Linked DNA regions of Homo sapiens: regions 2, 3, 4 and 5 are each linked to region 1. A link is a contact called in ENCODE Hi-C or POLR2A ChIA-PET data. All regions are on one chromosome and are shown on one strand. Each heading gives the region's core, a stretch centred on a gene start or an enhancer-like site at or near the end of the contact. The rest is flanking DNA. Distances are from core to core; before and after follow the strand shown. Region 1 overlaps LOC105375463 (a long non-coding RNA gene). Region 2 has its middle 59 kb from the start of CAPZA2. Region 3 overlaps MET (MET proto-oncogene, receptor tyrosine kinase). Region 4 holds the start of COMETT (cytosolic oncogenic antisense to MET transcript). Region 5 overlaps COMETT (cytosolic oncogenic antisense to MET transcript).

Evidence for each region. A loop is a pair of places that touch in the nucleus more often than their neighbours do. ChIA-PET counts read pairs that join two places held with the same protein, here RNA polymerase II (POLR2A). Pooled maps may share reads with other maps.
Region 2: a loop to region 1 is called in a map of endothelial cell of umbilical vein, with 2.6 times the contacts of the local background. The contact joins two enhancer-like sites. A Hi-C loop is called at or near these places in 1 of 168 maps with a recorded cell type or tissue (endothelial cell of umbilical vein) and 5 of 50 pooled maps. POLR2A ChIA-PET finds 5 or more read pairs at or near these places in 1 of 52 experiments (activated T-cell).
Region 3: a loop to region 1 is called in a map with no recorded cell type, with 7 times the contacts of the local background. The contact joins two enhancer-like sites. A Hi-C loop is called at or near these places in 3 of 37 single-sample maps with no recorded cell type and 5 of 50 pooled maps.
Region 4: a loop to region 1 is called in a map of PC-9, with 6 times the contacts of the local background. The contact joins the promoter of COMETT here to the enhancer-like site in region 1. A Hi-C loop is called at or near these places in 1 of 168 maps with a recorded cell type or tissue (PC-9), 6 of 37 single-sample maps with no recorded cell type and 4 of 50 pooled maps.
Region 5: a loop to region 1 is called in a pooled map, with 7 times the contacts of the local background. The contact joins two enhancer-like sites. A Hi-C loop is called at or near these places in 2 of 37 single-sample maps with no recorded cell type and 4 of 50 pooled maps.

The regions. Positions count from the first base shown.
Region 1 is chr7:116,314,646-116,320,586 of GRCh38, reverse strand. LOC105375463 (a long non-coding RNA gene) reads right to left here. Exons shown (of 7, transcript XR_001745336.2): 4 at 4,077-4,155; 5 at 828-946. Among named protein-coding and RNA genes, the nearest start is that of TES, 110 kb to the right of the region's middle. RefSeq lists enhancers at 3,119-3,268, 3,369-3,448. Within about 2 kb of position 3,171, at least 23 of the 41 ENCODE cell types and tissues checked have a DNase peak (open chromatin) inside an H3K27ac peak, as active enhancers do; they include PC-9, where a contact is called at or near this core.
Region 2 is chr7:116,800,193-116,806,133 of GRCh38, reverse strand. No RefSeq gene overlaps it. Among named protein-coding and RNA genes, the nearest start is that of CAPZA2, 59 kb to the left of the region's middle. Within about 2 kb of position 3,218, at least 11 of the 41 ENCODE cell types and tissues checked have a DNase peak (open chromatin) inside an H3K27ac peak, as active enhancers do.
Region 3 is chr7:116,772,602-116,778,542 of GRCh38, reverse strand. It overlaps MET (MET proto-oncogene, receptor tyrosine kinase), which reads right to left. Exons shown (of 21, transcript NM_000245.4): 15 at 3,432-3,662; 16 at 1,074-1,154. Among named protein-coding and RNA genes, the nearest start is that of CAPZA2, 87 kb to the left of the region's middle. RefSeq lists enhancers at 1,317-2,516, 5,775-5,919, 5,074-5,941 and a cis regulatory region at 5,840-5,853. Within about 2 kb of position 1,787, at least 8 of the 41 ENCODE cell types and tissues checked have a DNase peak (open chromatin) inside an H3K27ac peak, as active enhancers do.
Region 4 is chr7:116,685,094-116,691,034 of GRCh38, reverse strand. COMETT (cytosolic oncogenic antisense to MET transcript) reads left to right here and starts at 3,008. Exons shown (of 5, transcript NR_165033.1): 1 at 3,008-3,094. All of the region lies in intron 1 of MET (MET proto-oncogene, receptor tyrosine kinase), which reads right to left.
Region 5 is chr7:116,627,358-116,633,298 of GRCh38, reverse strand. All of the region lies in intron 2 of COMETT (cytosolic oncogenic antisense to MET transcript), which reads left to right. Among named protein-coding and RNA genes, the nearest start is that of MET, 42 kb to the left of the region's middle. RefSeq lists a silencer at 938-1,138 and an enhancer at 2,769-2,888. Within about 2 kb of position 2,243, at least 13 of the 41 ENCODE cell types and tissues checked have a DNase peak (open chromatin) inside an H3K27ac peak, as active enhancers do.

The sequences.
Region 1 (5,941 bases), core at 1,922-4,421:
TCCAGTTTTGGAAGATATATAGAAAAGCTGTATAAACTTTTCTATATCTGCTTTTATGTAAATAAAACTTTCATCTTTGAAGTGGCAATGCTAGATTGTATTGTAGGTAAATACTTAACTCTTTAAGAAGCTGCTAAACTGTTTTTCTAAAGTGACAATACTATTTTGCATTTCCATTAGGAATGTATGAAAGTTTCGCTTTTTCTATGTGATCATCAATATTGTCAGTTCTTTTGATTTTAGTAATTGTAATAGGCATGTAGTAGTATGTCATTAGGGTTTTTCATTTGCTTCATAACTAATGAACTCAAGGGTCTTTTCATGTAATTATTTGTTATATGAATATCTTCTTTGGTGAAGTGTCAACTCATGTATACCTACGTAACAAACCTGCACATTCTGCAAATATATCCCAGAACTTAAAGTAAAATTTTTAAAAAGTGACCAAACGAAAATAAATTTTGTCCTTTTTGTATTACATTGTTGTTTTCTTAGTATTGAGTTTTGAGACATCCTTATATATCTTTGTTATAAGTTCTTTATCAGATAAATGATTTGCAAGCATTTTCTCCCATTCTGTGGCTTATTTTTTCAAAAGGTACAATAATTTAATTTAGATTTCACTTTTAGGTATTGATCCATTTTGAGTTAGTATTTGTATGTAAGGTATGCTTTAAAGATCTCTCTTTCTTTTGTTCCTCCTTCCCTCCCTCCTTCCTTCCTCTCTCTCTTTTTCTCTCTCTGCATATTGTCTTAGTTTACTAGTGTTGCTATGATAGAACACCCAAGACTGGATAATGTGTAAAGAACAGAAATCTATTTCTTACAGTTCTGGAGGCTGGGAAGTCCAAGGTGTCTGCAGATTTAGTTGTCTGGTGAGGGCCGTCCCCTGATTCCAAGATGGTGCGTTGTTGCTGCTTACTCAGGAGAGGCAGAACACTGTGTCCTTATATGGTGGAAGGCAGAGGGCAAGAGGGTCAAATGTTGAGTGAAGCTCCTTTTATGAGGGCCTTAATCCCACTCGTAATGGGAGGAGCTCTCATTACCTAATAACCTCTGAGAAGACCCACCTTTTAATGTCACTGCATTGGCCATTAAGTTTTAACACCTGAATTTTGAAGGGGACATATTCAAACTATAGGACATGTGGATATCAAATTGTTTCAACACCAATTGTTTCTGCACTGAATTGTCATTTCCCATTCAGTTTGATGCTAGCTATAGTATTTTGGTTATTTGTTTTTTAAATGGATGCCTTTATCAAGTTAAGGGAATTCCCATCTATTCCCAGATTACTGAGTGCTGTTCATTCTATCATGAATCTATATAGAATTTTGTCAATTATATTTTCTGCACCTATTGAGATGTTCGTCTGTTTTTTATATGGTGAATTACGTCAATTTATTTCCAAATGTTTGCCCTGCACTCTCATAATAAACCTCATTTATTCATGATGTATTATTCTTTCTATATGTTGTTAAATTTCATTTGCTATAATTTTCTCAAGGTTTTTCGTACCTATGTTTATGTGGGATATTTAATGTTGTGTAGTTATCTTTTCTTGTAACATCTAGATTTTGGGTTAAGGTAAGGCAGCCCTCCCAGATAAAGTGGGAAGTATTTCCTTGTCTTAAATTTTCTGGAAGAGTTTGTGTATAATTGGTTTTATTTATTTACTAAAGGTTTGGTACAATTTAACCATGAAAACTTTGGTGCCTGGAGTTTTGTGTGTGGAGGTTTTTAGCTATAATTTCAATTTCTTAAATAAATGTGGGGCTGTTCTGGTACTCTCTTTTTCCTCTACCTGGGATTTCCTCCATTCATTGCCTACCCCTCCCTCCCACTCAACAAGAGTCACTACTACAAGTCCTTTCAGATCAGCTCATCTCTCACTTTCCCAAAGCTTTCCCTAACATGTACCCCTTTTTCAAGGTTTCCTCCCTTATGCCAACAACACCCTGTGCATGACTACTATTGATTTTATAGCAGCATATAGAGAATATTAAAAATTCTCTATATGAAAATTTTTTCTATTTGTGTGTTTTCTTTCCCAACAGACTATACAATTGAGGACAAGAACTATGTCATTTTTATTATCATGTCCTTGGTATCTATACAAATAAAACATGGATTTACACATATTACACACTGCATCTATTACATAAGCATGCAATGAAGATATAGGTTCATATGTGCATATATATGTATATTTACATTAGATATGTATATACATACTTTAACATACATGTAACTGTATACTTTATGTACTTATATGTATATAAGTAATTCACCTATATACGTATATGTAAAAGTCATATATGATAGTCATATATATGTAAAAGTCTGTTTTTGCCAGTTTTTTAAAACAAAAATCATCAGCATCATAATTTATTGAAGTCGACTGCCCTTTCTTAACCTTATGAGATTTAAAAAATGTTTGGAATTTTTTTTAAGCCCATGAAGTTTACTCTTGTGAGGAAAGCCAGGTTGAGGGCAATGGCATTTCCACATTTTCTGGGGCTTAATTGAAAGAACATAGAGAGAGGGCTGGGTGCAGTGGCTTATACCTCTAATCCCAGCACTTTGGGAGGCCGAGGCTGGCGGATCACCTGAGGTTGGGAGTTCAAGACCAGCCTGACCAACATGAAGAAACCCCATCTCTACTAAAAATACAAAATTAGTCAGGCATGGTGGCGCATGCCTGTAATCTCAGCTACTCAGGAGGCTGAGGCAGGAGAATTGCTTGAACCCGGGAGGCGGAGGTTTTGGTGAGCTGAGATTGCACCATTGCACTCTAGCCTGGGCAATAAGAGTGAAACTCTGTCAAAAAAAAAAAAAAAAACTATATATATATAGAGAAAGGTATGTATCAAGCCTGTTAATGACCACGGGCCATCTGTGTAGTCACACAAAAGTGTCTAGTTTTCTTCCACATTTCTATGTGTCTTCTTTAGCATTTTCCTTTCTAAAAAACAGGCTCTATAACTGGGCACACTTGAACCCCACAATTAGTCATGGATGTGGTGATTCATCAGGCTGGCTTCTAAGTGCAAGCAGCCCTGGCCTTTCTAAGCCTTGACTGTTGGCAACTCTTTTTTCCCCGCTCTGAATCAGACGTGTATTTGTTTGAGTAATCAAGAAAGAACTGTCTGTCTTGTGACCTTAGAGGCTGGTGAAAGGGAGCAACTGAGTGTTTTTGGCACAGGAAGGTTAGTGAACAATGCAAATCTGTAGATCAGAGAGCACGCTGCTTGGCTGCTGACTCTGGGCAGACTTGAATGTCACAGAATGCTCTGATTGCCGGCAGGGTTTTTCACCCTCTGCCGAAAGCCATTTTAATATAAGCAGAATAGATTTCAGGTATTCCAGAAACCATTCTTAAACTTTCACTGTGTTCATGTTGTTAAATTCTATACCTTCTATTAAGACTTGCAGTCTTTCTGAAATGAGCATTTTGAATCTGACTGTGATAAGAGCCAGTGAGAGACAGCTTTACACATGGATGCCACTGGGAAGAAAGCACATCAAGTAACCCTGCTGAGGAATGAATGAATCAGCCTAATGCAAATTAGGTGAGAAACTGGACCGCACAGAGGGGATGTTGAAACCATTTTAGAGATGAGTGAGAGGGATGATAGCCAGTGAGTGAGCCCAAGAACTTTGATGACAATGAAGGCAGAAGAATCTGGTGGACGCAAAGGATTCACTTCTTATAATGAATTCACTCATCCCATTTGCCTGTTAATCAATGGGTGTTTTAAAGATGCCAGTTGGAGGAAGTCCAAGTGTTCAATTTTAAAAATGCCTATTAGATTAATTACAAGAAAGTCTCTCTCTCTCTCTTTCTTTCATCTGTCATTTTTTCTCTTGTTAGGGGTATGCAGGAGGTCTTCTAATAGACCAGAGAGAGATACAAGCCACAATTCGGGAAAATATCCCAGTAGACTCCTCTCTGCCTTATGTTTGGCATTCTTGAAATCTACGCTATCTGTCTTGAAATCTTTGAACAATGTACAATAATCTTATGCTTGCCCAGGGAAACCTGTTCCATTAGATGAGGTGAGTTGGTTACATACCTTCTTTGACTTGTGTTCCCAAGTGATCTTATTCCAAATATGACTTGGGGACACTTGTATGTGCCGTTCTGATATTGTCCTAAAAGGAAATTATTTTGGAAGTAAAGCCACTGATAAAATCAGCTCAGGAAAATGCACTTTGCAAATATGAGAATATAGGCATTATTAAAAGCCATGCTATAAAAATACCAATGGTTATTTTTACTGAGAGTAGTGTTAAATTTATGGGAGGCTATTGTTTTGGACTAAGCTCTTGCACTAGGCCCAGAAGAACAGACCAAACCAGAATGGAATCACTAGTGCTAGGTCCCCAAACTGGACTTTAAAATCAGCCAGTTAGAAAACAAACAAAAAAACCCCCAAAAAAACACAAAACAACAACAACAAAAAACAGATTCACAGCAATCAATTAAAAGGGGCCCAGTCAACCTGAGCTGACATAATAAGAAAGTCCCCTGGCTCTGCTTTATCCTTTTAAAGAAAGTAACTTTGAAACAACCAATCGGCTTTCTGTTCCTGTTTCTGCTTTCTTCAGGCTTTTCTGCCTATAAAGCCCACTGCCTCTCCTCAGCTTACTAGCGTGCTTTTCTGTTTCATAGATGGGATACCGTCTGATTAATGAATCACTAATAGTTTAGATCATTAAACTAAATTTGTTGAAATTTTTATTTTTTGACAGTAGTTACACAAGAACAATAAAATACCCTTAAGAGGAAAGTGAGAATATCTCATCCGAGAAATGTGAGACAGACAGAAAAAGGTTTAAATAATTGTATTCAAAAGCATTATGTAAACGACAAATAACACATGAAAGTCTAATCTGAAAGGAATGGGAATTAATGTTATAAAGGGAGACAAACAAAAATCAGGTTTCTTTCCACATCTCAACATGGAGGATTTTCCTTTACCCTGGCCTCCTATTTCTGTGTGCAGAAACTTGCTTCAACATGTCAGTCCCAGCTCTAGCTGTCCTGATTCACTCCTCCTTAGAGGGAATGAGCTCACCGGGCAGACTCTGCCCGGTGGGGACTGTCTGGGGAAGTCCTGTCATTCCCCGGGTCTGCGTTGGCATCACTGCTCTGACAGTCTCTTTCAGGAGTTACGTGTTGGAGGCCAGTGACGACTGCAGATCTAAAGCCACATTTTAAAATCCACTGTCTGTGAGGCAGTGGTCTGACTCCTCTTCTCTTTTTCAATTGGTTCTGATTTTAGTTAGGAAAGGAAATGGTTGTTTGTAGACCTACTAAAGTTCCAATAGCTGATTATAAAACAAGATTCTATGACATGCAAGAGTATATTGGAGTCAGAAAAATTAAATAGAATTTATTTTCCTGAGAAGAAACAAACTGAAAAAAGAAAAACCAAACCTCTTTATGTTTATTTGTTTGTACCGATATACGACATCAGAAAGGCAGCCGTATAAAAGAGAATCAGGCTGGAGGGAGCTTAAGCCTCCACTAAATGGGGATTGATTGACCAGAGAAGAACTGGAACTATTAAAAGGCCTGAAAGAAGAAAAGAATTATGAATTTTGCTCCTCTCTCCTTCCAAAAAAAAGTAAATGCACATGTTTGAGAGGGAAGCATGGCCATAGATATTGTGATGCCATGGGGAAATCGATTTCAGGCTTTAAATAAGGATCCATCACTGTGAGAGGCCATGAAGCTGTGCCCAAAAAAACTTCCTGGTGAACCAGAGGAGGAAGTGTTCTCTATGGGTAGGAGAGAGCTTCATTTCAGAGAAAAGAAGGAAGGACTAAGAGAGTTAGAGGCCGGAGGGAAAGAAGGGACAAGTAAAGGGAGTGGAAAATGGGTTGACCAAAGACAGGCAGAGCCATTCATACGCAGATCTCAGATGAAGCACTA
Region 2 (5,941 bases), core at 1,969-4,468, 490 kb before region 1:
CCAGGGCCAGATTCCCTGACTTCTCCAGCCTTGAGCTCTTTGATTCTGAGTACAGATTTGTGTAAACAACTCCAGCAATTATGTGGGAGCAAATGAAGTGCTGGGGTTGGTTAGAGGGAATTTTGTGAATCAGATGAGTTCTACGGAGATTTTCAAAGTAAAAAAATTACATTCTGATGAACCATAATAACACCTTGTACTTGTGTAAAATCTTACACAATTTAATATTTACAATCAATGCTGTGAGGTATAATCTTAATTTTTTATAGACAAGAAAAGCACAACTTTTAAGTAATGTGGAAGGTCACATAGGCAGTAAAGTCAGACTGGATCAGGACCCTGGTCCAGTTTCTATTAGGTTGATACTACCAAAAAGGATGAAGAAAATCAATGTCTGTTTTCATGATTTTTACCTTCAGACTTTTCTGAACTGTGCCAAACTTTGGACATCTGTGGAGGTAATTTTATTCTAGAGTCTTGAATAAAAATTTAAAAAGTAAAATCAAGGTCTCCGGCAATAATGACTGCCACCCTTTGAGAGCTTTGCACACATTGTCTCATTCAATCTTTGCACAATCTTATGAGGAAGCCACTGTTAGTATTTCTACTTTATGGATTCAGAAACTGAGGCTTAGGAGGGTTACGCAATTGGTCCAAAATCGCACTACTGATAAGTGGTGGAAATGAGTCTGACCTAGCATATCTGATTCCCAAGTGTGTCCAGCTAACCTCTGTGCTATCATGAATACATCGAGAGTGAGAGTGGGGGGTGGGTGGGCCTGCCAGCCGCTCTCTGGGCGCTGAATTATGACTGGATTAAGTCAGTAACATGATGTCAGGCGACTCAGGTTTCCACATGTGGCTCTTTATGTAACAGGCAAAATTAGATTGGTGTGCTTCTGCCAAAAGGACAGTTGGACCGAAGGCAAGTAACTTGCTACAGTAAACAACCCATCTCTATGATGCATGTTTGCCACACTTAAGTACAGTTCAGTCTCCTAAAAGTTGTCAGTCAGCTGAGATTCTGAAATAATCTTTCACAGAGTGCTGCTTATCATAAATGGGTGATTTATTTTTATTACCTAAGTTTAAAACTCTTTATAACTTCCAAGCATCTGGAAACTTTCACTGCAAATTTCCATTGAAAAACAGAACTAGAATTTTAGAAAAGCATACTATTTTGTTGATTAAAAATATATTTATTCTGCTTTGGCAAATAGAAACAAGTGAATCTCTTTCTTTAATTTTTTATTAAGAGAAAATCATTTTAATCTCCTCTCCATTTAAATAAAAGTTGAGCAAAACAAAGGTAAAGGATACTGGTTTGAAGCAATATCAAATTATAAGTCAGTGGGGGAGGGGGTAGTTCACAGAGCTTGGTCTAGCCCTGTTTATATGGCTCATACCCCAAAGGGGGATATTTCTGTTGAGAGTTCAAAGTCACAGAGGTAGAAGAACAATATTCTTGACTGGGGAAGGGTGTGCCGAGTCATAGTTCGGTCAATAAGACAAAGGTTATTGAAGGATGTACTAAAGTGTCTGGTTTAGTTCAGTTCCACTGATGCAGAGTGGAACATTTCTGAAAAAGTGCATTAATATTAGCTACCCATGGGGAGTGAGGATGGAGGGGGAGAGAAAGTGGTCGGAGGATATTTCCTGTTCACTTTATATCTTTTTGTCCAATTTAAAATTTTTTCCTCAAAAATATATTTTATAATAAAAATAAACAAAATGAAACAACAAAGGATCTGCACAGAGAACATCTAGGAATGGGCATAGGTTTTTAAGCAGGAAAGTGAAGTGATCAGATATATAATTTTGGTAGCTGTTTTGGGGTTATAAGGAAGAGGCAATACGGAAAGGTAGAATCAAGAAGTCAGCTGTTAGAATACTCTTGAAATAAGATGTTGAGTAATAAGTTCTAAGTGAAGTATAATTTTGAGGCACTATTCTAAAGCCCACATGGAAGATCCACTTCTTTTTTTTTGTTTTGTTTTTTTTGTTTTGAGACAAAGTCTCACTCTGTTGCCCGAGCTGGAGTGCAGCGGTGCAATCTCGGCTCACTGCAACCTCTGCCTCCGGGGTTCAAGCGATTCTCGTGCCTCAGCCTCCTGAGTAGCTAGGATTACAGACAGGCACCCGCCACCACGCCCAGCCAATGTTTGTATTTTTAGTAGGAGACAGGGTTTCACCATGTTGGCCAGGCTGGTCTCAAACTCCTGACCTCAGGTGATCCACCCACCTCGGCCTCCCAAAGTGCTGGGATTACAGGCGTGAACCACTGCGCCCGGCCGAGGATCCACATTTTCTTCAGATCAGAGTATTTAAAATAAAACGATTCTAGGCAAACAGAATGTTAGATCTTTGATATGCCTACACTAGAGGGAGTTGCATTTTTATTATCAGATTACTTCTCTGTCAATAAAACAATGCATAAGTAAACACATCCTTAAAGTACAAAAGTAAAAGTACATACAGATACATGAAAGAAAAAAATGATAAAGAATCTATAATTTGTGAACGACAAACGAACTTAAAAAATTGAGTAAGAACAGCAAATGATCAAATGATGCATTTTTTTTTTTTTTGCTTTAGCTTCTCCCCCTGCCCCACTTTGAATCAACCAGGCTCCATAATGGCAGCCCTGATTTTTTACTTTCTGTCAGTTTAAGCATTCGTTTACTAAAACAATAGCAGTTCAATAAGCAAGACTAATTCCTGAGAGCATTACCTTAGACCATTAGCTTTTAGTCAGTCATTAATTCCTGTGACATGTCCTGGGATTAGATCATTATTGTTATCATTATTATTTTTCTCAATTCAATTTGTTTTCAAAAATGCATCTATGTTGTTTTAACGCTAGATATTTCCTTTCTGAAATATGATTTTTAGTGACTTTGGGACAGTGATTTGCTGCTTCATCCAGGTGTTTCCATAGGCCCTTTCTCACAGCTTAACAAAAAATTAGAAGAAGTTTTACAGCAGTATCACACTAGGATATTTGAGTGTCTCTGTAATTTTTCTTTACTGAGACTTCTAAAATCATTTCTGAGGACCACGTGACTGACTTTAGACATGTGGCCTCTTGGGGGCAGGATTTCACAAAGCCTTTGTATTCAGCGTTTCTTGTTTACAAGAATTGTTGCCACTGATGAATATGGTGGTTGTTTAGTCACAGTTCTGCAGAAGGAAAGCCCCAGTTTGTCTATAATGGAAAGAGCAGATGTCACAGGAACAAAGTGGCCAACGTCAAAGTAAGGGCTTTGATTGGCAAAGAGCAGGCTGTCTATTACCACATCTCCACACTTAGGCTTAGAGACATAGAGAAGAAAACTCGTAAAAACAGCGGTGAAAATTATAAACCACCAAGAAAGGTAAAGGAAATATGGTGCTTAAAAATTCCAGGCTGCCCAATAAAAGTAGGAACTGACATTACAGATCCCCTGGACCATAAATGAAGAACACAAATGGTTTGCAGAACCAGCGAAAAACAGTTCTGACATGTTTGGATGCCAAAGATTTTTAAAGTTGATCTCTTTTGGCCTGGTAAGATTTTATGCATTTTTGTCGTTCCAGCCAAGAGGTCTAAGGATTAGTGGATGTTTCTGCCAGCCTGGGACTCATGCGGTGAAAAGAATGTACTCATGTGACAGTGAAAAATTGAATGCACAAAGACAAAGGGCTTCTTTTCAAGAAAGGAATAAGAATTAATTCTCATTGTAATTTGGGCCCAGTGCTTCAAAAATAACGTTAAATTAGTAGTTAATTTAAATCAGAGATGTCTGTTTATGCATTCTAAATATGGCCATTTTCATCTCAGAATTGCTTCTCTAAGAGTACCTCGTTTTCCACCGGGTGTGGTGGCTCACACCTGTAATCCCAGCACTTTGGAAGGCTGAGGTGGCAATCATTTGAGGCCAGGAACTGGAGATCAGCCTGGCCAACATGGCGAAATCCCATCTCTACTGAAAATACAAAAATTAGCTGGGTGTGGTGATGCATGCCTGTAATTCCAGCTACTTGGGAGGTTGAGGCAGGAGAATCACTTGAACCCAGGAGGTGGTGGTTGCAGTGAGCCGAGATTGAACCACTGCACTCCAGCCTGGGTGACAGAGAGAGACTCCATCTCAAAAAAAGAAAAAAAAAAGAGTAACTAGTTTTCAGAATGCTTAACCAGGTAGGGTTTAACTACGCAGGAGAATTGGACTTGAGCCGTATTCTAAACTGGTCTACATGAGGAGCTAACTCCTTATTAAAATAATGATAGTAATAATAAAGGAGTAGGAGCTATTTCAATATTTGGATGCTAATTTATATAGGCTAATAATTATAAATATATTCACTTATTTTAACCTACATGTTTTATTGATAAGAACAAAAACACATTCATCAGAATAGCTCGGGAACATCAATGGAAGATAAAAGGGAGAAGACAGAAGTGCTTTCTGTTTCAAATGTTTGTTAAATATTTGCCTTGAAGCCAACATAGTACTAGTTGGATGACAAGATAGTAAGTCCTATTAATGATGGGCTTTTCATTACAGTAGATATGCTTTTGCAATTTTCCTAGATTTCTGCCCTGGGGTCACATGGTAAGTTAATAGTAGTTATAAACCTCTCAGCATTGTGATCAATATCTTTGGCTGACGTAATCTAGTTCTCTGGAATAATTTACAACAAAGGACAGTTTGGGCAAGCATCCATTTTATTACCTTCAATTCACCAACTGAAATATTTCATTGGTTTATGACTGAAGTTCTTTCCAATTCTTTGATAGATAAGGAATTGAGATAGTCCTGAAAGAACCCCTCAAATATGAAAAAGAAAAACAGCAATAAGCATTTCTTCCTTTGGGGCATAACGTCTGCATACCTCTCTGTGTCTTGAAACTGTCTGAAGTGCTACAACAGTGAGTCATGTGTGCCTGTGTAACTTGCTATGTGTGTCTAGTCATGTATTCCTCATCTTCAAACACATAGCACATAACTAAAACAATACTGTACTTAGTTTACTTTTTCTTCAACCTGAATGATCATTAACCATCTATTAACATTTGAGCAAAAATGAGGAACAATAATAATTTCTAGACACCAATACTGAAGACTATGGCTCTTATTCTTGCACCTTCATGCAACATGCCTGTCATTTAGACAGAATGTTCTCTTCCATGTCTGTTGTGTATTCCAGGTCTAAAGGCTAAAACAGAAAAAAGGAATCTGTCACAGGAGAAGTAATTAAAGTGATAGTGGGGAGTGTAGAGAAAGAAGTGAGGGAGTTCTCTTGCCAGTGCCACTGTCTTGTCACCTTTCTCCTCTCTCACCCTCACTGTCATATGCAGGATGAGGCAGAATCACAGCTGTTTCTACTGTATATAAAGCAGGTGTGAGGTGAAGAATGGGGTAAGAAGTTGGCTGGGCATGGTGGCTCATGCCTGTAATCTCAGAACTTTGGGAGCCTGAGGCGGGCAGATCCCCTGAGGTCAGGAGTTCAAGACCAGCCTGGCCAACATGGTGAAACCCCGTTTCTACTAAAAATACAAAAATTAGCTGTTGTGGTGGTGGACACCTCTAATCCCAGCTACTCAGGAGGCTGAGGCAGGAGAATCGCTTGAACCCAGGAGGTGGAGGTTGCAGTGAGCAAAGATCATGCCACTGCACTCCAGCCTGGGCAACAGAGTGAGACTCTGTCTCAAAAACAAAACAAAACAAACAACAACAAAAACCAAAAAACAAACAAAAAACAAAAACAAAAAGAATGGGGTAAGAATTTGGATTTAAACATCTGTAATGCCCCTCCAAGCCTCATTTCCCTTTAGCCAACTAAGGCTACCTATACATGGGCTTTTATTGTCTAAGACTAAAGATAATAATGATATTATGATTATTGAACAACTATGGTGTGCCAGGTGCCTTTATACACTTTTTTTTAAAGTCCTCAAACA
Region 3 (5,941 bases), core at 538-3,037, 460 kb before region 1:
CAGTTTGTCTCCTATAAACTTAGTGCAAAGGTTATACTTAGGTTTCATAAAGACTGTCCATTTATTTCCCTCATGGTCAGACTTCCAACAAAATTAACCATGTAGAACACTACTTAGCATGTTGATTTATATTTTAAAAAGACTGAAATAATTGTGACAGTAAAGTATCTTGCAGGAAAATCTTTCATTTGTGCACTTAAAGCTTATTAAGTCCCATATAAAGTTTGTAGTAGAGCTGGTTAACATTTTTCAGGCTGCTGCAATTTGCAAGCAGAAAATGAGAAATGGGAGTAGAAAACGCAAGCATGTGAGACCTGTCAACACAGGCGGAGCCAGGAACACTATGTATGTGGAGTACACTGTTTGTGTAATATAGTAATTTATGGCTGTAATTATGGCTTGGGGTCACCAATAAAGACTTAGTTTGTATTTGGAAGCATTCCCTTAAACAGAGTATGCATTTCATCTTAAAAAGATTTTCTCAATAACAGCTAAAATTTTAAGTAATGTTCCAGCATTAAAAAGGGGTAGGTTTCATTTATTTAGGAAGTTCATGTATGTGGAATGCCTCACTCTCCAAAAATGTGGATAAATGAGGTATTACCATACTTATGATTTTTCAATTTTTGGCCAGCGTAGTTTTCTCCTGTTTGTCTTATTTCATTTTTTATCTTTTTAATGGAAGTTGTGGTTAAAAAATAATTATAGTAATGCCTCTGGGTAAAATGAGTCATTACTACTGTAGGTGCCAACATGCTTCCAATAGTTTCCAGAAATGTCACTTGCAAAACAAATATTATAAACCAAACATAGTTATAGTTAAATGATACTCAGTTCATCCAAGAACCTCATTTCTCCTACCCCCTTACTAATGAGGGCTCTGAGGGATCATTTCAGGGGAAGTAGTTCAATAAAAGTCTAGAACAAAACAAATTTTCAGGATTAGGCCCATAATTTCAGTGGTAGCTGATTTTTCCACAAGGGGAAAGTGTAAATCAACGTTTTATTATAAGCTATTTATTAGGTTGCAAACCACAAAAGTATACTCCATGGTTAAATAAAATGCCACTTACTGTTCAAGGATTTCACAGCACAGTGAATTTTCTTGCCATCATTGTCCAACAAAGTCCCATGATATACACAACCAAAATGCCCTGTGCAAAAGAAAGAACTTGGTTAGCACTGCGTAACATTTAATTATGAAATAATTATTTATCAAACCCTTTATGAGCTTCATTTTATTCTTTCTTCTTTCTATACAGCAAAAGAGTACATTTAAAAAATACTTTTAACAATACCACTATAGGTACGTAGGTGTGTTTGTAAATATATATGTAGATGCAACACATTTCACCCAAGGATATAAGCAATGTGATTATTTAATTCATGAATAAGTTGTAGATGATATGACTCATATTAAAGCCTAACCTAATAAAATATTCAACCACAGTGGAACCACTGAAAAGGTGAGTAACATCGGCCTCATCAAATAAATTTTTTTAAAGGATGACATAGTATTTTAAAATATGAAAATAAAGTTAACCCACATGAAGAACTATAATAAAATAAGTTCTCTATATTCTAATAAGCTGAAATGAAATAAAAATGTTACCATTAAAAATAGGATTAGTATTATAGAATAAGGATTTCCCCATTAGTCACTGGTTAATACGTAATCCAGGTTGGCAGAAACTGAAAGGCAGTTGCCCAGATGAAGCAAATTCACCCTGACTCACTTCATCCAGTTCTCTCTGGCTTTAACCACATCATTTTCCCAATGGTAGCCTTTTATCCAGTGGCAGTAATTTCCCCCAGAGGTGCCAAATGTCTGATAGCTGTGTAAGTCATTCACTAATTAATTCATCCAGCTGGCCAAGACACCATGAGTGCCTAGTATGTGAGTGTCAGGCATTAGGCTGCCCTCTACTAATGCAAAGAAGAATAAAATAAAACTTATGCTTTTGAGTGCTCCTATTCTCCTGCAGAAAAACATATAAATACATAGTAGCTAATATTTATAGAGCTGTTAATGATTATAACTTCAAAAGAGAAATAATTGCCATTTTAGTACCTTTCATGATAAAAAATTCTAGTTTTCCAAATGTGTAGAATTAGAACACAATTAGTGAGTCCACACACTCTAAAATTGATGCAATTACTGGGATTTATAGGCCTATGACAGAACTATATATTACTCTGAAGAGAAATGGAAAGATGTTTGTTAACAGTGAAGCCACTCTTGGGGAAGAAGGAGCACACAAAGGATTACGCTCTGGGGTGTTTGACAGAAGAATGTGTGGATGCTACCACAGGAAAGTGAGAAGGCCTTGTGTTCATATAAGGGAAATCACGCCATCAGCTTCTCTTGTATCACACTGGCAGATGCCTGTACAACCTCTTGCAGCACATATAGAATAAAAGGGATCAGAGGCCATTTAGTATTAAGGGTAAAAGCTTTTTAGAAAAAAAAAAACAACAAGAAGAATGAAGTTCATTTCCCGGTTTTTGATTGGTTTCTTTTCCTGCTAAATATTTCCACAAATACTGTTTATGCTAGCTGTTATTGCTGCTTTGGCTAGCTTATTACAAATATTCATTTATCTTTGTATAAAGAAATTGGAGTGCATTGTAGAGATGATATATGTTGCTTTAGATCAGGAGAATGCTATAAATTCTCTGTCTTCTGATGCTGTCCAGCAGTGTACAAACTGCTATAAACCAGGCTTCATAGAGTTTGTCACTGTTCTCAGGGTAAAGAAAGACTGGAGAGAGATTGAATAAAAATACTCAAAATTAAAGGAGTGATATTTATTTATTTATAAGTATTTATTTTTTTGACATGGAGTCTCGCTCTGCTGCCCAGGCTGGAGTGCTGTGGCACAACCTTGGCTCACTGCAACTTCCACCTCCTGGGTTCAAGCAATTCTCCTTGCTTCAGCCTCCCCAGTAGTTGGGATTAAAGGCACCCGCCACCACGCCTGGCTAATTTTTGTATTTTTTTAGTAGAGACGGGGTTTTGCCATGTTGGCCAGGATGGTTTTGAACTCCTGACCTCAGGTGATCCACCTGCCTCGGCCTCCCAAAGTGCTGGGATTACACGTGTGAGCCACTGCGCCTGGCCCTGAGTTTTAGAAGAAAGTAAATGGCACCTTTGAAGAAACTATAATTGCTAGTACACACAGGACGAGGACGAATTGTGATTTAGTTCTAATATATTTGGGGGATTATCCAATTGCTTCCATGCACAAGGGCAAATCCCCACGGATATGATTTACAGGGCTACATTTCTATAGAACAGAAATCAAGTACACTTGTTATCACTGCTCTGTCAGTTGCTTTCACCATTGTCTAAGTTCCTAATCTGCAAAGGCCAAAGATAAAATGCTTACTGGAAAATCGTATTTAACAAAAAGCTGAGTGGAAATACTTACCTCTTCCTATGACTTCATTGAAATGCACAATCAGGCTACTGGGCCCAATCACTACATGCTGCACTGCCTGGACCAGCTCTGGATTTAGAGCACTGAGGTCAATGTGGACAGTATTTTGCAGTAATGGACTGGATATATCAGAGTCCCCACTAGTTAGGATGGGGGACATGTCTGTCAGAGGATACTGCACTTGTCGGCATGAACCGTTCTGAGATGAATTAGGAAACTGATCTGTAAGATGAAGGAAAATTATTAAAGAACAACAGTAAAACCTCATTTAATGGGGACTGAAACAGGAAGAGCTTTTATAATGGAATTAGTTTGATAAAAATGATAATAAATTGGGAAAAGATACTAAGTTATATATACAAGCATTTCATTAGATGTTTACAGATTTTCATTTAAGTAGACTAAGTATTAATTTTGAAAGCTTTTTACCCTCATTTCCTTAGACATTTCTCTCTTTATCAATAGCAAAAAGCCATGCTTATGGTTTATTTTTGAATATACTATGTCCTTAAGAATGGAAGCAGTGGTAGCAGCAAAGGTAGTTGAGCAATTGCCTCGTCTCACAAAAATCCAGCTCAAATATAAGAAAATGAAAAAGATGCCTTTTGAGACACTACTATTTGTTAATGGAATTAATTACTATTGTGCAAAACCTATGGATTCCTGGCCAAGGGAAAAATACACATATGATTAGAAATAAATAATGGCTATATTCCCAAAACTGAAAGCTTTTCACATTAGTGGTAAATTCTCCACTGTGCAGTGATGGCACTGGATTTAGTGTTACTGTTGTTTAGAGAAGGCAGGTTAGATCTCGGTTAGTGGACCATCCTTGTTGTTTAGTTAAGGACACTATGAAAGGGGTAAGCATTCTTTATAAGTTGATCTTTATAACCAAAGCTCTGTAAGAACCTCAGGCAAAGTTCCCTTTTGCAAGGAGAATTTTTTTTTTTATTTCAGGGGAAGAAATGGTGCTGATAGTCAATTTCTTAATGCCAAATAGGGCATTTCCACTTTCCCTTTCTCTTTCCACTGGGAATTCACACATATCAAGGAGGGGGCATCATAGCCACAGCAACTGACATGAAGATAAACTAGGCATAGTATTGAAATGTATTAGTATGTAACACAGGGAGAAGGTTATGTGGGGGTTCCTCATTAGCACCAAAATGTATCATTTGTTTGCAAATAAGCAGGAGAATCAGAATCTGAGAGAAGGGCATAAAAAGAATGCTGTTAGTACCTTGACTATTCCTAATCCCACTTGAGCATTTTTAGTATTTTCTACAGTGGACAGTTTGATTAATAATAAATGAACTTGGCCAAAAGTGGTTCCAGAAAAGCGTTGGGCATCAATTACAGTTATAGTAGACACTAGCCAGAAAAAAGACAAGAGCAACCTTTAAAGAAGGATGTGGAACATCAGTGAAGTACCTGAAATGTTGGGTGAGTGAGGAAGGAAGGAGCCTAGCTGGGTACTTGCTCCCTTAATTCCAAGGAGTCAGGGTCTCTAAACCTTCCCCAGGGGATTGGGAATGCCAATCAGCCTCTCTAAACTCAGGTCTTTCATTCTCACTTCCTAAAGCCTTTGCATCTGGAGATCAGGGCTCTAAATGCTTAAGGGTGCACAGATTGAGGGAAATCCTTGGTGAGACATGGATAAAAGCCCTTTGGCATGAAAACGTGACTCTTCAGCTAAATTCCAACATGTGCAGAAACCAATTGAAACCATCAGTGTGCCACCCTGATGTCACACCACATAGCACTCTAGGTCTCCGTGAAAAAGTCTGATGAGAATGCTGTCCCCACCAGATGTAGAGAGGAAAGCTCTGCAGTTGCCTCTTCATTAGGTTTTGGCTGTGCACCTATTTTCTCATTCTCTCTAAATGACCCTCTTTTACCTGTTTTCTTTTCATGTCTCCAAGGAGCAGGCTCAATGGAGAAAAGAGTGTGAAACTCAACCTTCTTAGCAATGATGACAGAGCTTTGGTGAGTAAGGAGGTTCAAAGAAGATTAGGTAAGTTTTTTTTTCAAAGAAAATTTGTAAATTTTAATGATCTCAGATTAGAACTATGAAATGTGCATATAAAATACTAAATAGATGCACTAAATGTGCACATAAAATACTAAATAGATCTAAATTTCAAAACAATAAACTAGGTTTGATTTTTCCACACGGTTAAACGAATGGATTTTTAAAGGTGAATGGAATCAGGGCAAAGACAATGTTTACTATGTGTATCTCCATAGAAATAACATAAACTTCAAAACATAAGAGGTAGTAAGTGTTGAAAATGTTAAAATGTTAAGTGCTTCATTGCTCTTGAACTTGTTTGGATGAGCAACTTCTAACTTTTCCAGTATCCTCAATGATCTGTGACTCATTTTATTTGTCCAATGGTAAATATTCAACCAAGGAAATGCTTGTACTTGACTCACATCCTGTAACTTCTAAAGATAATGGAGCTGATACAATACAGACCTTTTGCTTTTACCAGGAG
Region 4 (5,941 bases), core at 1,759-4,258, 370 kb before region 1:
CTTAGGGAAAAATCTTAGCCCTGTCCACATTTATATTATGTTTATTAACTTTAAAAGTAGGTCTATTAAAATAAAGTTAAGATTCCAATAGAAGATTCCTAATGACATTTAAAATACTGTATTTATAAACACTCACTGTTTATGAAGAATCATATTACATTATATCATATGATATTAATCAAGTATTTGGGAGCACCCATTGCATGCCACGTACTTGACTAGATACTAAGAGTTTCTTCCCTCAAAGAGTGTACAGTCCGTGGATTTGAAGATAACAGGATAAACTCCGAAATCTAAATGTGCAACCTAAATGGAAAAGTGGATAGATCCACTGGGCTGAAAGCAAATTTGTAAACATGCTTAGTTGAATGCTTGATTCTTATGCCTAAAGACTTAACAGTTAGTGTTATGATCATCAAAAGCACCTACATTTACTTTAAAAAGATAAAACAATAGGCCATGTCAAAAATCCCTTCTATCGTAGCCAGACACTACCTTGACAATGGTTTCCAACAGTGAATCGAAGGGACAGGAGGAATCTTCAGAATTTTTCAGTGCATTCAACTGCTCTTTGGTATAATCACATTTAAACAGCCCAAAACATTCTGGAGACAAGGTGGAGTGTAGTGGAGAGAGTGTGGGCTTTAGTGTCAGACAGACTTAGATGGGATGTGAATATGGCCTTTTTCACTGACATGCCTTCTGATTTGAGTGTCAGTTTCTTATATTCAAAACGTGGGGATAATGATATACATCTCATGGGTTGGCCATGAGAGTTGGAGATAAACTGTGAGAAACACTGTCCTTCAGTTATGCAGCACACCCTAGCATTTAATAATAGCTACTATGCTTATTATCCTAACTTGTGTTTTGGCCAGTTTTTGCCTGCCCTCATAAAAAATGAGGAAGTTGGCACAGTCCCTTGGGTGAGACCACTCCAAATACCTGGTGACTGTTTCATCACTTTAGTCCTCTCATCTAAAGTTTAAATAGTGTTATTTCTTCTTTTCCCACCCTTTAGCCATCTTGTGGTTTTCCTCTAACCTCGGTTCAAGTTCTTGAAGCCCTTCGAAAATTGCCCCCCAAGACAGAAGCCACAGTAACAGCCTCCCATACTAGAGAAGTAAAAACAAATAGGAACCAGTATTTTAACTCTTTAAAAAAGAGTTAGCTCAGGCCAGGCACTGTGACTCACGCCAGCAATCCCAGCACTTCAGGAGGCTGAGGCCAGACGATTGCTTGAGTTCAGGAGTTTGAGACCAGCCTGGGCAAACCCCATCTCTACAAAAAATAAAAAAATTAGCCAGGCATGGTGGCATGTGCCTATAGTCCCAGCTACTGTGGAAGCTGAGGTGGGAGAATCACTTGAGCTAGGGAGGTTGAGGCTGCAGTGAACCGTGATCACACCATTGCACTCCAGCCTGGATGACAGAGCCAGACTCTGTCTCAAAAAAAAAAAAAAAAAAAAAAAAAAAGAGTAAGCCCATATCCCAACTGAGATTTAGCAAGTAAAGATATAGGATGCTGAGTTAAATTTGAATTTCAGATAAACAGTGGATAATTTGTTTAGTATAAGCATGTCCCAGGAATGTATTTTATATGACAATCCTAGTCGTCAGCAAATGGGGAAAAATAAGGGAACAATAATCTTTTTTACCCACAAAACTCACATTAAAAAGATTTGGGCCAAATCTATTTATCTGTTGGGGTAGAATGTTTTTAAAGCTTTCTGTGGTATATATGTATTGCAAAACTGCATAGCATTTTTTCATTTGGGTTTGCTTCTGTGCATCTAAAACATGTTTTAAAAGTTCCTGGCAGGTGGTTTTAAGTGTCATATGAAGGTATAACTATATGAAAGGGAGTAAAGAAACTTTTTCCCCTCTATAGTTGTACTGTATGTGGCAGCCTGTCATTTACATGAAATTTCTGAAACAGAAAAGGTATTCCCAGATTGATTTACATGCTTTATTTATAATAAATGAGCTTATTAAAAAATTCAAATACAGGTGGCTATAGGAGATAAACAAGTTAAGCTTTGTACAGGAATGATTTGCATGTGTTATAATTAATGTTTCCAGGGGGTGCTCTAAACGGTTTCTTGATTATTACACAAATGTTGTTTCTTTGACAGATAGTGCTTTTATTCAGATTCTTATCTGTTTTTGCATCCCCTCTTAGTCCTATAATCATTTAAAAAGTTGAAAATGGCTGCCTGTTAGCATAAGAAAAAGCCAATTGTGCATTTTCTAGTTGTAACATATGATTGAGACTATTATCCAACTCTGATATGGCAAGAGTAAAGATAAAAAGAATAGAATGCCATTATATCCTCAAGATTATCCTTTATAAATTCATATTCTGTCAGCAAACATCTTTGTCCTTTTAAGAATGGTTGAAAGTACTCAACTTCTTGGAAAGAAGAATAAATGGACATTTGTTTTTACCATTGTACATAATGTAAAAAATATTGTTCAGAAAATACATTGAACTCTCAGAGCCCTGATTGACAGATGGGCTTTTGTCCCATTAATAAATTGTAGGTCAGACAAAAATGTTTCATTGCCCTTGAAAGTGTGAAGGTTGAACTTCCCCAATGTAAAGAAAGTGCTAAAATGCATGAAAACTTATACAAGTATTTGTTTTCGTATTTTTCAGCCAAATGGATGGACATAATTTTGTGATTCAGACTGTGTAGCAGTGTTACCAGTTTTTGTTCAATTAATCCAGGAAGACTGAATAACATAAATCCGCAAATCACATTTGAGAAACATCTTTCCAAGTCTATATATTAAAAAAAAAAAGAGGCAATCAACCTTTGCCAGTTGCATTCAAATACTGGGTTTGGAAAGGATAAACCGACTGAATAGTCAGAATGTGAACCACTGAAGGGAGACAAGTTGGAGAGGAAGCTGGTACATTACTCACGAATGAATCAGACATCCCCTCCCTCCGTGTTTGAAAATGTCCTCGGCATAAAGCATGGTACAATTCCAAACGAGGAACTATGCTCAGGATTGGATTTATATGACTGATCAGTTTCCTCTGCTGTTATCGAAAGCAGATATCAAATGGCTGTGGAGGAATGCAGGTGGTGAGTGAACCCCATTCTTTTCACAGTGGCTGTCACACAAAGAAAGAGAAATCAGCACCCAGGGACAGAGAGACAAAGGGGAGAGGTGTGAGGGTGCCAAAGGCCAAGCCCCCTCTAGTCTCAAAATGCAGAGCGTTTGAATGAGCTGGGCGTTCCTTGTAGTGCTATTTTCTCTTAGGTCTGAATTTATTTTGCTTATTTGCTCACACCTGAGAAATTTTCTTGGAAATCAATGTTTGCAAGTAGACTCTGACACTGGTATGAACTAAGGTCTCTTTTTCACGATCAAAATTGTCAGTATATGACATTTTCTTATTTAGGCAAAGTAGACAAGAATTGTTAGAAATCATGAGAATACTGTGAATGTGAAGGAATAGCCAAACCTGGCCACATTTTGTACAGATGTGGATTCCTTGGGTGAACATAATGCAATCCTAACAGTGTTGGAAGAAGAATTAAAAGTATATGAATAGCATTATGTTGAGATCAATATGTCACCAGAAAATAAAGAACCAAACAAAACTGTTTACAAAAATCTTAAACACTTTTAAAAGAATAGAGAATGCTGAGCAAATAGATTCTCATAAAACTAGGATAGTACAGAAAAATAAGTACAGAATCCAATTTCTGAAACTCAGTAAACACTCTGGATCCTTGAAAAATCAATAAAGCAAAAGGTTAGGACAACCTGAAAACAACTGTGCTTAGGATTGCATTTACGTAACTCATCAATTCAAGGAAAACAATTCAGGGCAGGTTGTGTGTATATAGGCGGTATGTGTATTTATGGGAGAGGAAAGAAATAGAAGAGAGAAGAGAGGGCAAGAAATTAAAACAAACAACTTTTCCAACCATACAGGTGTTGCCCCTTGACTGGGAATCTCCACCTTCCACCTGCAACACGCCCAGGCTGTGCTGTAAAGGTGTGCGCATGTCAGTGGAGCAGCACGGGGGAGAAGAGCTAACTATGCAGACAGAAAGCGGGGCCAAGGAGTATTTCAGAGGGGATACTACTTGAGCTGTGTCTTGCAGGATAAGTTGGAGCTGCTCAGGTGCAGCTGAGGTAGGGGACAGACACTTTGGGTGGAGTGGACTCACACACGGGCACCTGGGGAGAAGATGCAGGGTTGTCCAGGAAGCTGCAATTGGCATAGAGGCCAGGTGGGCTGGGTTGACAGTGGAAAAAGGTATAAGATTAGGCTGTGGCCACATTAAAGAAAGTCTGATATGTTTTGTTGAAGGATCTCCAGAGAATCCCGAAATCCATCTCTCCAATATCACTTTTGTCTATGCAACAGCTATTTAAGACCAAATTTGACAAGTATTTACTGGGGTCCTACTATGCATCAGATGCTTGGGATACATCAGTAAACAAAACCCAACACCCCTGCTCTTGTGGAACTTACTTTTTAGCTGGGGACAACAATTAATACCCATAACAAGCTGATGATGTAGTGTTTCAGAAGTTGATGTGTGTTACAGGGAAAAACAAAAAGTAGGGCTGGGGCATCAGAACTGCCTGGAGGAGAGGTATGGGGATAGGTTTGTAGCTCGGAAATTGGGAAGGTGGCTTTTGTGGACCCAGATGTCTGAGATGGGAAAAGAGATTTCTGGGCAGAGGCAAGAAGGAAGAACTAAATGTGCCTGGTGTGTCTGAAGCACAGCAAGGGGGCCAGTAAGCCTGGACTTTGTTGACCGGGAGCTGAGATCAAAAGGACAAAGAAGCAGAGCATGTAAGGCCTTGTAGGCCCCTGGGAGATTCAGGTTTTTATTGGAGTGAAATGGGGAGTCATTGCAGGGTGTTGAACAAGGGGGGATTATGTTGGAATGTATTCACCTCGATCATATGGGAGAGAAGACTGCTAGTGGCTGGGGGGCAGTTCAGGGCAAAGGTGGAGTGGTGAGGCCAGCTGGGAGGCTCCAGTGGTGTTCCAGGAGGGGGACCCTGGTGGCCTGGGCCAGGAAGGAAGGGGAGAGTGGGGAGATGTGGCCGAATTCTGGTTCTATTTTGAAGACAGAGCTATTTTGTCACATGCCTCAGATCGAACTCCATCCGGATTTACTGATGGAGTCAGATCTGAGGCATGTGAGAAAAAAAGGAGAATATGCCAAGGATTTTGACTTTTTTAACAGAGAGAATGGCTTTGCCAGTTACCGACATGCAGACTCTGGTTGGTGAAGCATGTTTGTAGGATATGAGGAGACCAGGAATGTAGTTTTGCCCACAATGGAGGTTTTTTTATTTTTATTTTTTTGACATGGAGTCTTGCTCTGTTGCCCAGGCTGGAGTGCAGTGATGTGGTGTTGGCTAACTGCAACCTCCGCCTCCCAAGTTCAAGCGATTCTCCTGCCTCAGCCTCCTGAGTAGTTGGGATTACAGGCACACATCACCACACCTGGCTAAATTTTGTATTTTTAGTAGAGACGGGGTTTCACCATGTTGGCCAGGCTGGTCTTGAACTCCTGACCACCACCCGCCTCACTATCCACCCGCCTCAGCCTCCCAAAGTGCTGGGATTACAGGCATGAGCCACTGCACTCAGCCTGACATACATTTTTTAGGCATCTAAGTGGAGATGCCGGGCATGCAGTTGGATGTTTGAGTCCCGGGGTTAAGGAGAAAGGTCTGGGCTAGAGATTTAAATTAAGAAGTTGTCAGCATGTAGACATCATGAAAAGCCATGAGAGTGGATGGGATCTCCGAGGAGAGGGACTGTAGAGAATGAAGAGAGGAGGACTGAGTGATGGCGCCACCAAAGCTAATAGGTCAGGAGACAAAGACAGATGGGACAAGAGACCAAGAAGGAGCAGTTGGATATCCTTCTGTTATCTCCATCTACTCCCACA
Region 5 (5,941 bases), core at 994-3,493, 310 kb before region 1:
GGCTATGCTCATTCATGGAGAGTGCTTCGAAGAGTGTTTGCAACATTTAGTCACAGTTTATCTTTGGTTAATTCCACATTTACTCCTATTTTTAATGTGTGTGAAAATGGCCCAGATTCATATGATTTGTTGCAGGTCAAACAGATATTAAGAAAAACTGCCAAGCTTGCACCGCTTATGTATAGTTATTTGTTGTGTATGTGCAAGTGTTTGTATGTGTGTGAGCACATAAGCATAATCTCTTTATCTACCATTCCTACATCCAAAAAGCTCTGAAAATTAAACTTTTTCATAAATTTGTGACAAATTCCAGTGGTGCAAAATCAAATCTAGTGTGAACTTATGTGAAGATATTTATAGACTTCACCTACACCAGCCAGTGTAACCCCTTATAGATTTCATTTTAGAAATAGTAATCTGTCTGATTATAGGGTACTACCCTAGATTATCTGAATATGATATGTAACATATGATACTTAACATAGGTTCTATATAATTGATTACATTTTAAAATCCTGAATAATTCTGAATTCTGTTCCCAGTAGTTTTGGATAAGTAATCGTAGACCTTCAATTAGTCCATAATGTAATTTCATTACATTAGTTTAGGCAGTTTTGGCTTATAACCATGCAACTCAGAAAATTCTTTACATATGTGATTCCCTTGGTTTCAAAATATGTGAAACCAGGGGGATTAAATGAGATAAACAAAGTGCTGTCTATGTGGTTATAAATATATAAAAATGAGGAGCTTAGTTTCATCACTACTATTTGTGGTCAGGAAGCCCAGGGTAAATTCAGTGTTTAGTTGTGACAAGTGCCTCATTCCAAGTTTCTGATAAAATCATCTGTCTCCTTTTCCTTTTCCTCCCCCTTTTTTGTAACTTTTACTTTATAGCCTTCTTTTATGTTTTTTTAAATTCTAAGCTGTATCAAATGTTAGCACATATGTGGGGAATGAATTAAAGATTTTCTACCACAAGTCTCACAGTAACTCTGTGTTCTGTTATTTAATCCATGGTGAAATTGAGGACTAATCAGTCAACTAATGTTTATAGTTTACAGTTCAGAATGTGTATGCTGAGTAGGCTAAGTAGGTTAGAGTTTACATGGATTTGGCCAAATTTGACATGATATATTCTTTCTTTTTATTGTAACCCTTATATTTAACCAAAGTCTAGATAAATGCAATGTCCTTATAATCTGTGTTCAGTCTCAACAACATCGACTGCTGAGCCCCACAGCACTGGATTTAGTCCCAGCTGGAGTTCCAGCTTGAAGGGCAAACTCATAACAGGGCCAGGTCTTTCCTTGTTTATAGGAAACTTCACCAATTGAAAATTTTGATCTGTCATATACTGTCAGGATAAATACACACACACACACACACACACACACACACACATATATATATACACACACACACACACACACACACACACCGCAGATGGGTGAGAATTGAACATCTTGAATTTTTCATTGTCCCTAGTCAGGATACTAAGAGTATATTTTGTAGATAAAAGTCATCCTTTTTGGTGTGCATTAGTCCCATCATAATATCACATGTGTTCCTAGTTATGTAAATTCAATTTTCAGATAATCAAGTTAAATGTAAGACATTTGCTTATTGCAATATATGCAGATCTCAGTGGAGGAGGGTGTTCCCTTCTTTTGTCAATAGTCCCTATAATATGGCAGTTACTTGGATTGTATTATTTAAAGGGCATGCATGATGTAATCCAACCCTGTCTTTTTACCACCAGATCAAACAGAAAATAGTAGGATCTAATGGAAAGATACAGGACTAAGAATCAGGTCTCATCTGGCTCTGTGACCTCAGACAAGCCAAAGCTTCTCTGGGCCCCGGTTTCTTCTTTTACAAAATGAAAGGGCTGTATTAGACTACCTTTAAACCTTGTTCAGCTCTAGAATGTTACAATTCTATGAGAATGACCATTAATAAGCTCATAGTCTGTTTTGGATCTTCACTGGGAGGAGAGCTCTAAGTATGGGACAGCTTTTCTTTGCTGGAGAATACACTTTTAAGCTTGAGACTCTGAAATGACTGGTGGAAAAGGGAGAGGCTTGCACCGGTTCAAGAGAGCCTTCTTTTCCCTAAGGACACGTGCTGTAGTCTTCTGACTGTTTAATGACGCAAGGGGAGGGGCGCGTCACAGCAGCTGAGCCTGTGGCTCTGACTTGGCAACTGACTCACTGGCGTCCTGGCTTCTGAACCTTGGAAGAGCCCATAGAAGCGGTAGTGCTGAGTCCAAGAGTATAGAGAAGTGGGCGGAGTGGACACTACCTGCTTTGTGGCAGAGCAAGCTCAGGTCTAGGAGAGGTGGTAACGGTGAGGCAGTGAGCATGGAGTCAGGTAAAAGAGGACCTTGTGAAGGAAGAGGATAATAAGCTTTGCATAAGCAATGCATGGAAAATGGACCCTGAATGATTAGACAGTAGACGCCTTTAAGGAAAAACTCATTTTGTGGATTACCTCAGATGTAATGGATATTCTTTACATCATACATAAAGATGAACTGTTTGATCTGTTTATCTACTACAGTCAGAGCACTAAGGTTTACTGAGTACTGTTGGCATATACTGTGGAAAGTGCTCTATATTCATTAGGTCTTTTAATCACATAACCATAGGAAGTAGGAATCATTATTCCCATTTTACAGATAAAGAGTCCGAGGTTTAGGTGACTTACATAATGCCCAATGACACACAGTGTTTCTTCTCTCCTGTGGAGACAGTTTGAATTCACTTTGGCTAAGTGAAACTGAAGGTAGCAGTCAGTGAAACCTGTCTCTTCATATGAGTGAAACCGAAGGTAGCAGCCAGTCAAATCTGGCTCTTTAGATATAGAGAGAAATTTAAATAATTTTTTAAAAAGTTTAACTCTCTCAGCTATGCTTGACTTCAGTACTCTGGTCTTACTAGGAACTGAACATTTTTATTTTAGTAGTCAGTCACTAAACATTGATTGTTTCTCCCCCTTTTCATTTCTGCTTAAGAATTCTAATCTACTCCCAAGGCAAATGGATACCTTTGGCCAATCAAAGAGAAGGTCAAGTAAAATGAAGTGTGCAATAAAGAAGCACATAAATATATTTCAGAAAAAAATGTAAGTTACAGTTTCTACTGTTGCTGGTCTTTGCTTTCGTCTGCCTTTTAACCCTTTCATGGCACGGTTATGAAGTCTCTTAGTTATCAAACTATGATCTTCAGGTCAAATCTGGCCATCTTATTTTGTATGGCCCATGAGCTAAGAATAATTTTTACAAATAAATATTTGCAATTTATTTGATGATAGGGAACTCTAACTTTTTTTTTTTTTGAGACAGGGTTTCACTCTGTCACCCAGGCTGTTGCCATGGTGTGATCATGGCTCACTGTAGCCTTGACCTCTTGGTGCTCAGGTGATCCTCCCAACTCAGCCTCCAGAATAGCTGGGACTGTAGGTGTGTGCTCCCACACCCAGCTAATTTTTCTATTTTTTATAGAGATAAGGTTTTGTCATGTTTCTCAGGCTGGTCTCAAACTCCTGGGCTCAAGCCATCCACCCAGCTTGGCCCTGCAAAGTGCTGGGGCTACAGGCGTGAACCACTGGGCCCAGTTAGAACTGTAACTTTAAACTCCTGATTAAGTGAATTTCATTCTTTTCATTAGTAGACCTGTATTCCAAAAGAATTGTACCGAATTGTTATAATCACTATATTTTGAATTTTACCAATAAAAATGTTGTGAAAATATATTTTCTTTCTTTTTATGTAAGTGTCTATGTACTATCCTTGATTTTGCTTCTTGGTCCACAAAGTCTAAAATATTAACCATCTGGCCCTTTAAAGAAAAAGTCTGTTGACCTCTCTCCTAAGGCATGAGGCTACAGTAAGAGATTTCTCTGTGCAAAAACATGCCCTGAAGAGGCAAACTCGGTAAGGTGAACAGAGGATACTTCCCTTCTCTTCCAATAATTGGCAAGAAACAGCCTTTGTTCCCAGAGAAATTTTAGAGAAACATGAAAACAAAACAGGTTTCAAAAGTCTCTATGCTTTTTTACCTTTCTTTAAACAACTTTCTTCTAAAAAACCTAACCAGGATTGTACAGACAGACATTCACTGGGCCGGTGCTCACACTATGCTAAGGAAGTTAATGTGTGCCCAGGCTAAATCATAGTTAGAAACAAATGCAGCCAGCCAAGTCAGGCATGATTCACGTCACTTAAGTACAAATAGCTTAAAGGGCACCTGAACTAATTCACAACTAATTAAACTCTTACATTTATTATCATCTAAATCTAAAACTTAGGTGATCTCTTTGGTGGGCTGTGATTTTTTCCTAATCACTATTAATATTTTTGACTTCAGTTAGCAATCATAATACTAGATGTACTTACTTTGATTTTTTAGAAATAACTCATATTTCCTTTCATTACTCCAAATGGTGAAATGTGTTTTGTTTTCACTTTTCACATCATACATTGATCCATTTAATATATAGGTTAGTATTTAATTGTGATAATAATTGGTCTTTACTTGATGAAGTAAATTTTTTTGTTTATCCCTTTTAGGTATCATTATAATTGTTTCATGGTTAATATTGTATGGGTTGGTGGCACTGGTTTGGTGCATAAATAATAATGGAATTACTTCATCTTTAAGTTTTTGAGATTTTTACTTAGTAAATACTTGTAAAAGTTTGATTTTTTTTTCCTGCTGGGATACTTATAAACCGTTTGTGATTTATATTTCATTTTTGCTTTTTATCATTTTACTTTCTGAACATCTGTTTGATTATAACAATAATGCTATAATACCATGTCAGTCACTCCAGATTTGGCTAGTGCTCTAATGCAGGTTGGGGATGCTTCCAATACTGCAGAGAATCTCCGTTAGAGGCGTGTCAGTGGATAAAGTTGTTAAGCCTGCTCTGACATTTCCCAAGAGCTCCTCAAGGTTCTGTGCTCCCAACCTACAGAGACTACAGTTTTGATCCAAGGGGAAAAATTGACTTAACTGGTACATTTACATTTTTATGATTGTGTCTCTAAAGCTTATTACCTTAATAATTCCTCCCATATGCCCACTGCTTTTCAGAGTCAGTGCAATGCCTATATTTTGTAATCAAGTTTTCCCTTTTAGATGCCTGTCATTTTTCATGGAATTCTGAAGCCTTCTACATTAGAGGAAGATTATGCATGAAAGGAACTGAGCACAGAGCATGACACATAATAAATGCTCATTAAATGGTAGCTGTTATTGCTTGACTTTATTTTGATTAAAATCCCTAGGTAGTTTTATAGAAATTTGTGGTACTATTTTTACATTGAAATTCAAAAGCCTGGTTATAAGACTAAATGCCTATGGTTGAGAAAATGCTATATTTCTTAGAACACCTGACTAGAGAAGTCACTAATATCACCCTAAGCACAAAAGAGAGAATTGTACTGATCACTGTATTGTAAGTCCTTTGTGGAGATATTCTTGACTGGGTCTATTCTATAACAAAAATAGGTTATTTTCAAAAAGCTACTTGATTAGAATACCTATTTTTGGTCCCAAAGTTCAGCTGCTGTGATACTGTGCATTTACGCTGCATGGGTTACTGTGTATTTATGCAGTATTAATTTTAAGGCATCTCTGTGGTGTTCCTGAAAGCTGCACAGAAAGGCCCAGAAGGAGGGGCATGCTTATTCTACATGAGAGAAACTTTTCTTAAATATTGGCCAACTATTGTGAAGTCAGGACTGGAATCCCTAAAAGCCAGAATCTCAGTTAACTTCTGTAAACCATGAGTTCCCTTGCCCTTTCATCAACGTCTGGACTGTAGTTACAATGTTTTAAAAAATCACAAATTATATCACAATTTAAAAAATGTATCCTGATTAATAACACTATTTCATTAACGAAGTTACAAGGTCAAATACAAAGTTACTTCC